Linked DNA regions of Homo sapiens: region 1 is linked to region 2. A link is a loop called in an ENCODE intact Hi-C map of the cell type or tissue named here. Cell type or tissue: mammary epithelial cell. All regions are shown on one strand.

Region 1 (8,000 bases), 82 kb after region 2:
ATAATACATGTTGTTTAGGATTGTGTTTCTTAGTCACTGAAGATAATAAATATTAAAATGGATGTTTTCATCAGAAAATTTTCATGTTTTCCTTTAAGGTAACATAATTGTAAGAATTGTTTAATAAAATACTCAGGAAATTCTAAAGGTTTCTCCCAATACCTAAACATTTCTGAACATCAGTATTGCAGTTGTGGAAGAGCAGAAGGAGGATACATTTGTTTGTGTTGCTCCCCAAAATTCCACCTTGCATTTGCATCACAAACTTCCCTCAATTGAGGCAGTTTTCTTTGTTAGAACATTAAGTCTGTGTATTGTAATAGAGTGGGCTCAATATTTTACTATAAAGCATTTAATAAACTGTTATTAATAGAAGTTTGTGTTCTTCACACCTTTGCTATTGCTTTTTAAATAAAATGTACATTTCTGCTTAAAGTACTGTTTTTCACACTTTCAGATATATTCTACTGAGGGCACTTGATACCCTAGTACATGTACTGAGTATCTCGGCTTTTAAATTTTGCTTCTATTCGGTTAAAGAGCTAGGTCTATCCACCTATTTAATTAGACTGTTTTTAAATTTTCTTATCTTGGGATCGTTTTCACTTAAAGTTTCATTGACTCTCAGGAAAATAACCAAATACAGCAAAAGTCAGCGGCACTCAGATTTGAAAACAGTGGCTGTCAACACCCCTGATGTGACAGATGACTGGAGCCATATAATTTGTTCAGTTCATCCCTGAAAGAGCTCTAGAAATTTGAAGAGGATTAAACAGCATGGGTCTTAGATGATCCAAATAAAGGAATTGGGGGCTTAAAGTAGTGGTTCCTGCTCAATCTTCTCTTCATCAAAAAGCCTGAGTTTTTTACTTATCAAGCAAATCAACTTTGTTAAATTATAAATAATTTTCTCATTTTAAATTAATGAAAGACATCGATTACTAACTAAAGTTTCAGATTCATATGAGATAGCTGGTGTCACCACATTGGTATAATTCTACCTAAAAGCAGTGAAACCTGGAATTCTAGATAGACCATATTTTGTGCATTTCCTTTAGGCTTTTATGAATATTGAAAATTATTTTGAAAATACACCTGCCATATTAGATTAGAACTTTACTCTAGATGCCTTGTTTAATCTTAATCACCTTAATTGCCTTTTTAAATCTCCAAATATGGGTATTCTGAGGGGCAGGGGTTTGGGACTTCAGCATATGAATTTCAGGGGGACACAATTCAGCCCGTAAGATGGGGTGTGGAGAGGTGAGTAAGGGTTCTTAGTCTAGACTAGGTGAGAAGAGTGCAATATGCCCTTAATGACATTGCCACCCTGGCTATGTAGCCTTGAGCCAATCACTTAATGCCTCCATTTCAATTACTTTCTTAATGCCATGGCTTTGAATTCCTCACCTGTGAAGTGAGATGAGTAAGAACAGAAACTATCAAGTTCTTTCTAACTCTAAAGGTCCAGGGTTCTTGATGCCCTCAGATGAAGATCTACTGCCTGTCCCTGTCTCTTTGTAGCAGATTACTTCTCAAAGGATAAGGGCAGGACTTCCAGGAGAGCAGAGCAGTGGGAGGTGTGGATGGTGGAGCCAGAAGACCCGGCATCCATCAGTTGTGAAGCTTTCAGGCTTAAATACATGTTTCCATCTGTATAATCTTCGAAGAAACAATGGCAATATAAGTAAAAAGAAAAACATTGTTTAGCACAAGTTTGTATCAAAATGGATATTATAGTAGCTCTTGACAATTTACTAAAGACAAATTTTGAGTTACTTGTTTGGCGGTTCAAATTTAGCTTTTTTTTTTTTTTTTTTTTTTTTGAGAGAGTTTTGCTCTTGTCGCCCAGGCTGGAGTACAATGGTGCGATCTCAGCTCACTGCAACCTCCTCTTCCCAGATTTAAGCAATTCTCCTGCCTCAGCCTCCCGAGTAACTGGGATTACAAGAGCCCACCACCACGCCAAGCTAATTTTTTGTATTTTTAGTAGAGACGTAGTTTCACCATGTTGACCAGGCTGGTCTCGAACTCCTACCTCAGGTGATCCACCCACCTTGGCCTCTCAAAGTGCTGGGATTACAGGCATGAGCCACTGTGCCCGGCCCCACATTTAGCTCTTAAATTCACCACAGATAACTAAAAGAAGTAAAATACAGCATAAAAAAGAAAAAGACCCATCAGTTTATCAATAATTTTCCTATAACGTTTTAAGTATTAGAGTGGGGGCCCACCACTGACATACATCCACCTACTGTGGTGTTCAGGTTGTTCAGAGATCTTAATCACTTCTTCTCTAAGTAGGAACTGTGAAAGTGGTACTTTGGTTATCCTGTCTCTTACTTTCAGCAAATTGCTCTGTCACCCTTCCCTGACCCTATATATAATCATATGTTAGACCTTATATCAAGGTTTTAGTGTGTATAACCTTGATGTTGGATTATTGAAGGACTTTGTCTTTAATCTCCCATTTGGTGATTAAAGTCCTTTGTGAGGTGTTTTCACACTGAAGTAACTCATTGATTTCTCTCTGTATGCTGTTTTTTCCAGATGATGGCTAAGAGAAAAAAGGCCCACTTCATTGAAGTACCTTTTACTTAATAGTTGATGCTGTCTTAAGATAACAGGTTAGTTTTCTAGGGCTGGTATAATAAAATACCACAAACTGGGTGGCTTAAGCAATAAAATTTATTTTCTCATAGTTCTGGAGGCTGCAAGTCTAGGAATAAGGTGTTGGTTGCTTTGATTTCTCTTGAGGCTCCTCTCCTTGGCTTGCCAATGTGTTCTCACATGGTTTTGTGCATCCCTGGTGTCTGTGTATCCAAATTTCCTGTTCTTATTAGGATACCAGTAAGATTGCATTAAGGCCCATCATGACAGCCTTATTTTAACTTAACATCCTCATTAAAGGCCCTATCTCTGAATACAGTCACATTCTTAAGTACTGGGGGTTAGTTCAAATAGCAGTTTGAGGTGGGGGAACACTTCAGTTCATAACAGATAATAATTTAAAAATAATGCCTGCCCAAGAACAGGGCTCATTAAAGTAACAAAATGAAGTGAATCAACCCTCGTATATCAGCAGATCATTTCCTCTTCTTGAGGTACATTTTATGTAAACTAATTTACATTTATATTTCCTCTCTTACTGTCAGTGTATAAGATGAAAGAAGTAATAAAGAGGATATAAGAAACTTCTGCTGGGCACAGTGGCTCACACCTGTAATCCCAGCACTTTGGGACCCAAGGCGGGTGGATCACTTGAGGTCAGGAGTCCAAGACCAGCCTGGCCAACATAGTGAAACCCGTCTCTACTAAAAATACAAAAACTAGCCGGACATCCTTGCTTGAACTCAGGAGATGGAGGTTGCAGTGAGCCAAGATCGTGCCACTGCACTCCAGCCTGGGTGACAGAGTGAGACTCTGTCTCAAAAAAAAAAAAAAAAAAAAAAAAAGAAACCTCTACACATACTATCTTGCTATTCTCACATTCAAGGTGGTTTTCAGCAAACTGGGCAGAATCTTCAGCTTGGGCTATTCCCTTCTTATTGCCATCCTTTATTCTTGGTTGGTTCATTAGTTGCTTTAATACAAAAATAACAGAGAAAAATTACTTTTATTTTGGTCTTCTCCCTTATTAATTCACAATTTAAAAGTTTGAGACTTATGATAATTTTTTAGTTCTTTCTCATTACCAAATAGTATATATCCTGTCCCCAGGAGCATGTGTACTCTACAAATTAAGTGTAGAGATATATGTACATTTCAGTTGTTTGTAATGTAGACAAGGCCACAGTATTTATAGTACAAAAGATGGAATAATTTGCTAACAGAAACATAAACACCTGGAATTTTGAAGACAGTGGACATTAGAGCTGACACCCAGTGCAACACGGAAGTTAGCAGAGTCAAGAACTGAATTCGGGACTGTTGATTCCTAGTATTTCCATCAATTAGAATCAAATCAAGTTTTTAAAAACACATATGTGCAAAATCTGGTGATTAGATTTTGGGTTTCTTAGGGCTGGTAAAGAGAGACGCATCTATAATTTCTGGAGGAAAACCTAGTGTTGAAATGTCCAACACATCTCATTGGGTTGGGGTTAAGGTGGTATACTTGGGACCTATATTGCAGACAGCACCAAGATTAGAATGGGAATTTTTAGTATTTAACTTTGATTTCCCATGTTTTAAAGTATTAACTATCTAGCACTGCTATTGAAAATTATGCCATTAAGCCCTTCCACATCATAATATTGTCTTTCAGCAAGATGTACGGAACTAAAATAAGACGTCTGTATCCATATTCAATAAACCACATGTACAAGAAGGAAGGCAAAAAGACAAGGGGGAAGGAAGGAAGGAGTGTGGTATTTGGGAGATAAGAGAGGAGGAGAGAATGCCATATGTTTTTCCTACTTATTAAAAACACATGCATAGGAAAGGCATTCCATTTATGCTTAATTTTGGAATAAAACCAAGCTTATAATTTTTAATCACTGAGGCAGTGAGAAAATATTCTTAGTTGATTTTAAAATACATTTTAGTAGGCATTAAGAGTGCTTATTATCTGGCTCATTTGAGTCAGTCACCCTAAGGGTTAGTGAATTAATCATTCATTTGAAGTCATCAGCTAATGAGTCATCAATAGCTCAAAGCTGTTAAGAAATTATTATTTTAAAAAATAAAATCACTTTTTTCTATACTCAGATATTTTCTATGTTCATTAGGTGTGTATTTTTCCCTAAAGCATTTCCAAATTCCAAGTGTGTTACCTTGTGTTATCATTTACAATGTTAATAACCTGAAAAGTCAAATTAACTTTCCAGCCAGTTAGTTGAACAGTTAAGGAATTATCTTTCAAAGACTCTTGCATTTTATGAGTCTGTTATTAAAGTCTATTACTGTTTTAAGGCCTGAAGAGGATCAAATAAAATACATATGAGCAAAAAATATGAAGGACATTTAGAATCTGGATCAAACTGAATATAGGATATAATTATTCCTTACTCTGTAACGTGCTCACTATACTTTAAGTGATAGGAAAAATTTCTCTACTGAAGTAATGTAAGTGAAATATATTCTCTTTGGCATGTGAATACCACATTCTGTTTTATATTGGTTACCAAGATGTTTAGCAACTTAAGAAGGACATTTAATATAAGCCAGTCTTTTCTTACTCAGGTTTCTTCTGGCAATGACATACACTAAGAAATTCTGACACAAAAGTATTGGATGTTTATGAAATTCCACCAAAAGGGTCTAGTTCTAAAAATATTGCCTGCTCTCAAATATTTAAATATTTAATATTTAATCTGTGGTTCATTCAGGCCCTTCTCTTTCAACTTTTTATTTATTTACTTTTGTTAACCCAATTTTATAGCTGTGTTCTCTGGTTGGTAGGTTAAAAGAGAGGTAAAATCAAGTGTTGACCATTTTGCAATGTAATGGTGACACTGGCCATGGGCTTCCAATGGAAGAAAAGGGAGAAAATGTGAAAAAGTCCAATGGGCTGAGGAGGTATAACTAAGTATATCTTTTATATGTGCTGTTTTCAGTCACCCCTTCTATTGCCATAGTCAATCAAGAGTTGGCTCATTGGTCAAAGGAGATTACTGTCAATCCAGATATGTCTCTGAATTTGTATACCAAAAAGTCCAGAAAATTCTGAAATTAATTTTAACATATCAGGGGCTTACACAGTGCTGGTACATATTGGGTTCCCAATGAATGTTAGTGGAATTAATTTACTTTTTAGTTCATTGTGGAAAATAAAAGGAATAATCAATTTTATTGTGCTATACTTAGGGGTGAGTTTGCCAAAGACTCTATGTCAGGAAAGGGAGAACATATGTGGCTGGTTATAAAATTTTATGTTTTACAGTGATATAAGGCGGTAACTGGGTTATACACCAATTGCAGGGAGTTAGAGGAGGCATGAATACAATGGTACTCTGGTTCATTTGAACCTAGAATGAATGAGGAAAGTAATTTAATTTCAGTGGCTGTGTATATGTTTTCAAAAATGTAGAAAATATAAAAGCTAATTCTGAAATGCAAAAGGAATTCAATACTTATAAAATTGGCCAAAGGCCTTTTTGACACATTAGCTTTGTATTATCTTTTTGTCCCATGTATTTGCAGTTTAACCTTAAGGCCCAACCCCTATTTGAAATAAAGGAACTATCTCTATTTTATCAATGAAACAATTACTCGGGTGTACATAACATTTCAATTTCATGATTTTATAAGTCAAAATGATCATTTTCAGTTAGTTTCATGAGAATTGCAGATGTTTCATTTACCAAGGTCTTATCATTGGTACAGCACATTTTTCTCATTCTCTAGTCTCCCAGAAATTCCAACATTTACCTGTGCATGCAAATTACCTTCATTTCCTAGATGTAAACCTGAAAATAGAAACCTACTCTTTATGAAATTTTACACATTTACACGTTCTGGTAACAGATACCAGAAGAGTAGGAAAATACATTTTAGATGCAAATATTCCCTCTTTCAATTTGAGTAGAAAAAATATTTTGACATTATTAATTTTATTAAACAGGTAAAGAACAGATTTTTAAAAAGACTTTCAAGTGCCTTATGCACACTCACGTGACTTCTATGTATGGCATTGGGAACCAGCTATGAGACTTGTACTATCCTTGACATCCTGAAGGAATATTAAAAAGAAAGTGTTGCTGTCTGGATGGAGCAACTTGAGGTAGACCTTGAAGGATTTATATGAACCAAGGAAATATTTCAAGGACAATCTTATAGATGATAATAGCAGGCAAGGTTAAGACCTAGCATTGGGAAGAAGCAAAGCCTTTTGCAGGACACATGGCCTTCCTGGAGTATTGACTTTAAATTGGAGAGGAAAAGAAGATAAGTTTGGAAAGATACTTGGAGTTCAGATTAGTAATAACTTTAAAAGCCAGGCCAAGTAACTAGGTTTTGTGGTAGTGGTAAGACTTTCTAAGCATAAGATAAATATATTAGGAGAGGTTCTCAAGAATATAAACTTGGTCATGATCTGAAGAGTGGTTTGGAAAATATTGGAAGGAGAGAGAAAAATAAAGTATAGTTGGGACATGGACCAAAGTAGTAGCAAGGAAAATGGGAACATTTTTGATTCTCAGATTCTCAGTCATCTCAATCTACTAGCTACCTTTCTTCACGTTTCTCTCTCTCAATCTTGATTTCCAGGACACCACATCTTCCCAGATTTTTTTTCCTACTTAGCTAATCCTTTCTTCCCAGTCTCCATCGCTGGTTTTTCCCTGTCTTCACTAGCACTTAACATTGGAGTGCTCTAGAGCTCAGTCTTTGTTTCTTTTCTGAATCTGCCCTCATTCACTGCTGATGTAATGGCTTTAAAAACTATTTAATGCCCACAACTCCCAAACTCTCCTTTATTTCAGTCTCTTGTTTTTTCTACTTGGATGTCTGATAGACAATGAAATTTATCATAGCCAAAACTGGACTCTATACCTTTCCTTCTAAATTTAGTCCATTTATAGTTTTTCTCTTCTCAGTGATGACATTACTCCATCATTCAAATTGTTTAGCTCAAAACCCTTTGCGTCATCATTGACTAAATTTTATTTCATGCCCCACACCCAATCTTTCCATTAACTGTTCCCTATCTATTTAGTCTCTCAACAATGTGTAGGTTTTTCCTCTTGATTTGACACAGGAAGCTATTCACCTTTGCTTTAAAAACTTTAATTATTATCGATATACTTAAAATTATTTGCATAATTTCTCTGGTTATGGAAATAATGTGTGGTCACTATATAAAAACACATTCAAATAAAATGGAACTGTGTGACTTAGAAAATGAAATGTCCCCCACGATCCCACCCTCAGATAGCCACTGTCACAATCGCTTTTTGAGAACCCATTATACATCAGGCATTGTGTAAGGTGTTGTGAAAACAAAGCCAAATAAGACATTACCCCATCCTTCAAGGAGCTTACAAGACTTCGATAACCAA
Region 2 (8,000 bases):
ATATTGATTGGGGAAGTGATAAGTGTCCATGAAAACTTCACAATTTGTGTTTAGAGATTGCAGTAAAGACAGGCATAAGAAATTATAAAAGTATTAATTTGGGGGAACTAATAAATGTCCATGAAATCTTCACAATCCATGTTCTTCTGCCATGGCTTCAGCTGGTCCCTCCGTTTGGGGGTCCCTGACTTCCCGCAACATGAAAGGGTATTCCCTGGACCCCTAAATAGCACGATTTAAACTGCATTATATTTTACCAAAATTGTGGCTTAATTCAGGTCTAAATGATTACTGTTTACAAACTCAGCTGTATGTGTGTACAGTCTGTTGGCTGTAGGATTAAGAAATCTTGATATTTATAAACATTTTAGAATTCAAGATGCCAAGTAGTTTTGTTCTAATTTAATAAAAACAGATCTAATAAAATTGTTAAGAAAAACCTTATTTTTCTTTACTCTAGATCATGATTATGGATGGATAAATCCCAAACAGAAAGATGATGTAGTGAATTTTAAAATTTTATTTTGTCAACTAATTTAATGTGGTTGTACTGTTTTGATTGAGCAGAAACTGCAGAATTAAATTCTTTTACAATAAATTTTCACAGTGTCTGAGAATGTTATGCTGAGAGGCACCCCTTCTTGGGTTGGGGAAGTATCACTCACACAGTGCCTGAGAGATTTGTTGAACATCTGCTACATGCCGACCCAAATGTTTTACAACTATAATTTTATTATCAGTGAACACTTAAATCAGTGTTATGTGGACATGTTAAAATTATTGGCAGTTTATGGATGAGGGCAATTAAACCCAGAATAGTCAGTAAAAGTTAATATTTTAGCCCGGCTGTTCGGGTCAAAGGCTATGCTCTCTGTGTAACACCACACCACCATCACCAACTGAAATGTAGCTAAAAAGGCAGCATTTGGGCTGTGCTTCTGGAAGGGACTGAAGTGAAGGCTGATATAAGCAGAGCACCAGGGAAGTCAGAGGACATATGAACAGTGCCCTAGTGCAGTGCTTTTCAAATATTAACATGCAGACAGATCACTTGAGTATGTTGCTGAGTTGCAGAGTATGATTTAATAGGTTTGGGCAAGGGCCTGAGATCTTGCTATTCTAACAGTTCCCCCGTGATGCAAATATTGCCGAGTCTCGGACTATGCTTTTGAGTAGTCAGGCACTAACGAAAGAATGACTGGTTCAGTACCATGGACAGTGGAACAGGTGGGCCACCACTACCATCTTCTCTCATTTCAGTCAAATCTCTATTATCTTCTACAGGTAGATTCTTGCAACAAAAACAGTCAAAATCTTTAAAAAGTAATTTTTGGATTTCTATAAGCTACTTGGTGATTATCCTTCAACAGGCACAAATCTGTTCAGAGGAAAGAACTGGGCTTTGGAAGGGAGAGAGTATGGCTCCTTTCACATTTCTAAATGGTACGCTGCCAGTGCCCCTCAGGCAAAAAGAATCTAATCAGGTTTATTATCTAACAAGGAGGTATCTGATTATCTAATATAGATGATTCTGTATCTAATACAGAATTTATAAATATTTAAGTAGTCGTATCAGCCTCAACATTATAAAACATCAATCTGAGAGGGGTTAGCACTGTTACTTGCACATTTAATGAACAGAAAAGAAATTAGCAACATCTTTCTGCTGTGAAATCCACTGAACTATTAGTCAATTGCACATAATGAGAAAGAAAACATGAAAAGTATGACAAAGTGCTATTCAAAATCACGGTGAAATAAAAATGACCTTAAAATTTTATTTTTAAATATATTTCCTCTACCTTTTTCTTTATCCTATATTCCTCCCCCTATTTACTTATTTCAAGAATAAAGTCAGAAAGTTCATTTTCTTTATTGACTTTACCCTCTACTTTGAAAAAGCACCCATGGCTGCTAGCAGAAATACTACAGGGGTTTTAAGACTATCAATCTATTTCACATCAAGAACAAAGCCATTCAGATAAAAATCTAGCAAACAATTCTATTTTTTCCCATTGAAGACATTTTTATTTTCTGTTTAAGGATCCCTTCTCAGGCCTAAAAATGCTATGGGCTACATTTAAGGCAAGAGGAAATGAATATAATCCCACACAAATTTTCTAATAGCCCTTCTCTTAGCCTTGTTACATGACCTCTTAAGAATACTCATTCTTTTTCATTTCAACGTATGTTTCCAAAATTAATTCATTAAATATGAATTGCCATCCATCAGACTTTTATAATACTATACCAAGAGTGAAAATGTTGATCTTCATATTTTGACCTTTTTTCATGTTAATTCTTGATTCCAGAGGAAGAGCCTTTTTTTGATGATGTTAATTGCATTAAAACAAGTTTGATGTGAGTGTATATATGTTCAATCACATATGTATTGAGGATCTGTGACTTGTAGGAAGAATATTATACACATCATTTCATTCAATTTTCACAACACTTTGAAATAGATACTTTGTTCCTACTTAAGGGATGGGAGAAATGAGGTACCAAGTCCCTCTGTTAGTAGGTGGTGGAGCTTGGATTACAGGACACTTGGATTACTCTCTTTCTACTATGCACTCTTATAAGATGGGCTTGTTCTAGTGGAAATTTACATATCTCATATAGACACAGCAAAAAATATTATGTGTGAAGTGCAGTGCTACTTGATGGCGAGAAGTAGAAAATAGTTGACTTCTATCCATTATTTCCAAAGCCGATGTGTAGCTGAATTCAAAATCCATTACTGGCATGGTATATTCACTGTCAGATGGGAAGATATTGGCCATTAGTAAGGATAAATAATTTACCTGAGATTCCCTTGAGCACTCAAGGTCAGGGAAAATTTATAACTAATGTGTTGAGAGTTGCTCGGACTACTGAATTGCAAATAATCCTCTATTTACAGGCCATTTTACCCGCCTCTTCTGAGACTAATAGTAATTATTTTAAAAAGAAATCTAAATAATTCCCTTTTGGTGATTTTACTTAGTCTATCTTTCTTCTTTTTTGGTAAATCACTAAAATCTGAGTTCATAGTTCATAAATGAGGAAGCATCAATATCTGTGGCCTTAAGAATGTGCTTATTCCTTTTTTCATGGCTCTCATCAGTCTCTTTTTGAGGACGGCTCAGTCACTCAATGCTTAAAATGGCTAGATGACCATTTTAAACGTTTTACCATGGGTCTTAGAGAGGATGTCACCTCAAATGATCTATGGACTATGAGCCTATTCCTATTACTCACTCCTTAGATAGTGAGGGGAACCAGGAGGTGTTTCCTCTCAGGAGCTTTACAGACAATGTGGCTTCAGGGTGTTTCTTTATAAAATGTAGAGGTAACTAGGAAGAGGGCCCAATGGAAGCACACTCCTTTGATATGGTGCTTGACAAACACATTTAAGAAAACCTAAGAGAATTGAGCAGGTGGCTGTGGGCTAGAATACTAGATGCAGGTGGGGTAAAAATAAAACCACAGATGGTTTATAAAGGTGACTCATCCTTCCCCCACCGTAACTCCTTTAGTTTTCTTTTCTTTCTTTTTATAAAACATTTTGATTGTGACATCTCCACTAAAAGTGCCCAATCTCTAAATTCTTCTAGTCAAGGCAAGAAGGTTATACCACAGGAAATCCATTTCTACAGTCTCTTCTCATTGCCATATCTGATTTTAAAGACTTTTTTTTCTAATGTGGAAATTTTTGCATGGCTCTCCCCCACCCCCCAAACACGGATTTTATACCCCCCCAGAAGCAAACTTTTCTTGAAAACGAGATAAACAGATCACACGCCGAAATAAACAAATACACTGCACCAGAATATCATACTTGCCTTCTATCACTTAAAACAGATCCAGGGGACACAAGCATAGCACACACCTTGTGCATGCGGCTGGCCTGCACAGGGGGTGGTTGGAATATCCGGTAATTAGTTTTACATGAAACTTTACTTACGGAATTGGCCTGCATATATACAGTCATCACCGTCTTTGCCGAATTAGAGACGACATATTTTACTCTGTGAACAGGCCAGTCTCCACTCACTGGATGTTTGGGGTCAAGGAGGAGTAACCTGAACCTCTCGTTGGCTTTGATGTTTGGAGTCGAACATCCGCACTGCTCATCGAAGACCCCCGTGCTTCAGTTCCCTCTGTCTTCCATTTCCCCCGCCCATGGTTCTCGCCCCCCCAAGCCGTTCTCCGGAACCCCTTGCCGGGCCGGCGGGAAGCGTGGACGGAGCGGGCCTTGGCCGCGTCTTTTCCGGCCAGGTTTGGTTTAGCTCGCGCAGCGCCCGCGCAGCCCGCCAGGGGGACCCCGGCCCGCCGGGCGGCATCTGAGGAGAAAGCGTCCGAGGGGCGTGGAGCCAGGGTCCTGCGGTGCCTGCTCCGGGAATACTGCGAGTCGGCTGGAGCTCCCCAGCCGCTCCGGAGAACTGGGGGAGCCGGGTCCCTGGCTCGGTAACCGGTGGTCCCGCGGTAGCTAGAGGCGGGCCCCACGGGTGGGTGTGTCCGTTTCCGCACGCCAGCCTTCCAGCCCGGGAAGAGCGCCTGCAAGCGGGTACTTTGTTCCCAAAGATGGGTTTTGTCTGCGGGTGATTTGGGCTCTCGAAGTGCAACTTTGTGGCCGGGACGCGGATCGGCCGGCCTGGGCTCCTGCAGAGCAGATCCTGTCTGCGTCCTCCAGGAGGAGTGGGTGGCAGGACTGGGGTTTCCCACAGGTTTTGGGGCGGCGGCGAGATTGGCACGGTCCGGGGTCGCAGGCGCGCAGCCACGCCCCTGGAAGTCCGCCCCGGCCCCCGCCCCCAACCCGCCTCTTCGGGGCTTTATGGCGTGAGGTTTGGGGCTGGGATCCATCTGGAGCCGAGCAGAAAACTTTTCCCCTCCCGTTCCCGGTCCCTTTTGTCTTTCTTGGACGCGGTGGCGGCGCCGCCTGAGCGGCGACTCCCTCTCCCCTGCCCGGCTTGCTGCGCCCGGTGCCCTCCGAGGGCAGGCGCGCCTGGACTCTGCGCCCGGATGGCGGCGGCCCTCTGTGAGCACCGGCAGCGGCGCATCCCCTGCCCCGAGGCCTCCGGTGCCCCCCCGGCGCGGGCATAGGGGCGCCCCCACCCTCCGTCCGCTTGCACCCCTTGCCACCCGCCCCCTCGCCTGACTCATCCGCCCGCGGTGGCCGCCCGAGCCCTGGGATGGGGAGGGAGACCGCGGCTGCCCGCGGCGGCCGAGATTCCCGCTGACGCCCCCGACCCTGCCGCCTTCTTCGTCCGCCTCCAGAGGCGCCCGACGTCCCGACAGCTCCTGGAGTGAGACCAGGACTGAGAACAGGGAGAGGCGACCCGACCCCCAGGGCCCGGTGCTCAGGACAGGTGAGGGGAAGGAAAGGGTGCTGACGGGAGTGGGGAGGTGGGTGGGCGGCCACCGCAGCCGAAACCGGGCACTTCTTCAGCCCTCTGCCCTCCCCTCCCCTCCGCTACAGCCTCCAGAGTTAGGTAAACGCTGTCTCTCCTAAAGTTTGGGAAATAAACCAAGTCCGCCATCAGGTCCAGACTCCCCAGTCCCGGGAGCGCGAGAGAAGCCGTGCGGGGCAGCCTCCAAGAACCCGGAGTACTGGAGCGCCTGGCTGGGTTTCTCCAAGCAACACCCTCCTTTGTCTCGGTTCCTGAGAGTCAGCATTCTCTGTAATGTCCACAGCGTTAATTCATGATTGAGCAAAGTATGGTCAGGGTTTCGTAAAGCAGTATCTGGATGGGGTAGAATCTACACAGGCAAAATGGAGAGGCAAAGCAATTATTTGCAAAATTCAGCACTACTCTTCTCCCTGTAGTCTTGTCTGTAAGAGAAAGGACTGAGGGCTTCTAAGATTTGCTTCATTAATCATTCTTTTGCTATAAATTGTTCCAGCCAACACTTCACATTGTGTAGGCGCAAGCTCTCTGTGTGTATTTACCGCTGTTTGATTTAGAAAAATGTGTGTGTGTTTGTGTGTTTTTTTTAAATAACAATTCATTGTTCAGTACCGGGCATTGGTAATGTCGGAGAGAAAGGCAGATGCAGCACATACAGGTAATTGACTAATTGGAATCAGCCTTAGTCCGGTCCACCTTAGTCTGGTGTATTTAAAAACTAAATATGTTGGACTAAAGTGTCTCTTGCCTTGTCTCTTCTGAATACCTTCAGAAGTAGTTATGGACAACTGCATAGAAAACATTTCAAGAATCGATGATTATTCTTGTTTATAAGAAAGAATATTGAACTCTCGGTTTTGCAATCAAACCAAGTTTGAGGCACACTTTCTATAGTGCTGTATGCATAAATATTACCAGAGCTTGTGAAAGCTATTTACTTTGTCGTTTCTTGAATTATGGAACACTTATAAAAAGACCTTCAATTTGTTATTTGGCTACTGATACTAGAAAGCATTATCATTTTGTGAAAAGTAGACTAAATTTTGAAACTTTTTAAACCTTACTTTATTTTCCCACTGTTTACCTACACAGAAGTATGTAGTTGTAGTTTCATTCTTTATAAACACCTCAAGTGAAGAATAGAAGTCCTTCTAAACAGAAAATAATGCTTCCATTAAGTGGAAACTATAGTTAAATGCTTTGACAATTTAACAGTATGATTTTTTTACTGTAAAAAACACACACTGAGGTGTTTAGAATGATTTTTTAACCAAGTCCTACTAGATAGCTCATAATTATGAGATAATGTAACTATAATTTGTAACCCTGGTTATAATTAGCTTTGTATCTGGGCTGGGAAAGCCTTCATTAGAGTTGTATGGAAAGTCCCTGTAGGTAAATTCCAGGCAGTTAGCACAGAAAGGCTTCACCTGTTGCCTTTGAGGCAGGTCTAGGTAAATGCTGTAGTGTCTGAAGACACCCGTAATCAGAAGGGATTCTTCAGGAAAGATCATTGTAAAGAGGGATGGCTGTACTTGTTATTTTAACTTAGTGGAATTTTTAGTGAAGCTTTTGAATACTACAGGAGTTAGATTGTTATATTTGGACTTGTGTAGCTTCAGAATTTTGACAATAGCTCATTGGCCAGAAAAGGATAACTACTGACATATAGAGGGAACGGATCTGAACTGATTGGTTAAATGCTGTACTTCTCATGATGACTCTTAGCATAAAGGAAAGAAATTCATATTTAGCTTAGGAAGATAGATAAGAACAAAGATAAAAGCAAATGTCAACTTTTACATTTCTTAAGCAAAATTAGTAGAGGATAAAAAATAAGCCCTTGTAGTCATACACGTTACTTATCAAATAGAGGGTAGAATTTAAAAGAGGAAAAATAACTTGTGCAGCAACAGAAATCCAAACCTGCAATGAGATGGACCTCATTTTATTAAGGAATGTATATCTGATTTACAGTTTTATCAAGCAGATCCACTTGTTCCTGGACTTACGCTATGTTTTGTCTGCTGAGATCTGATATGTGCTCAAACACTCAGAAAACATCAGTGAGTGCTTATTGTGGTGTCATGCTAGCTACCCTTCCAGGCCTTTTCTATGGGCTTATAGGCTGATGGAGAGGGGACTGATAAATGTACCACAGATCACCTGGCAGCTGAGGTGGTCTGAGAGCAGCAGGGGACCAGTGCAGACTGGGAAGCAGCATAGTGGGTTGCAGAGGGACCTGGATGGGGAGTTGTCATCTTGACTGAGTCACTAATTAGGTGGCTGTGGGTAAGTGGCTAAGTTCCTCCACCTTTCTGCTCCTTGGTGCCCTTATCTGCAGAATGAGGGCTTTGGACTGACGATCTTTATGGTCTCTCTTTAAAATGCTGCAAGGCAAATTCTGGCAGAATTAAAGAGAGACAGAAGTCAGTGTGTGTGTGTAGGAGGGTGGTTTGTAGGGTTTTGGTTGAAGGAAGCCAGGCTGGAGGGTCTTGCTAGTTGTATTGAATGGGAAATGGCAAAGAGAAGTAAAAGATGTCTGGCCTGGGACATCTGACCTAACATTGATTATGTGAATTGAAAATACATAATAAAATAATAAAA

Evidence for each region. Hi-C counts contacts between places; a loop is a spot of excess contacts. Peaks named below come from ENCODE experiments on the same cell type or tissue, not always from the same donor. Only the 100,000 strongest peaks of a DNase experiment are listed, where the experiment ranks them.
Region 1: it touches region 2 in a loop (2.4-fold over the local background); 2 of 110 quality-filtered maps call a loop at or near these places.

What each region holds. Positions count from the first base shown.
Region 1 is chr6:130,442,990-130,450,989 of GRCh38, forward strand. TMEM200A (transmembrane protein 200A) reads left to right here. Exons shown (of 3, transcript NM_001258277.2): 3 at 1-78. Among named protein-coding and RNA genes, the nearest start is that of TMEM200A, 81 kb to the left of the region's middle. In mammary epithelial cell, no CTCF peak of the experiment used is centred here; no DNase peak of the experiment used is centred here; H3K27ac peaks cover 462 bases.
Region 2 is chr6:130,361,171-130,369,170 of GRCh38, forward strand. It overlaps TMEM200A (transmembrane protein 200A), which reads left to right and starts at 4,847. Exons shown (of 3, transcript NM_001258277.2): 1 at 4,847-5,354. It also overlaps a transcript of SAMD3 not described here. RefSeq lists silencers at 1,121-1,321, 4,281-4,380. In mammary epithelial cell, CTCF peaks have their summits at 4,310 and 5,268; DNase peaks (open chromatin) are centred at 4,711 and 5,641; H3K4me3 peaks cover 2,168 bases; H3K27ac peaks cover 1,673 bases.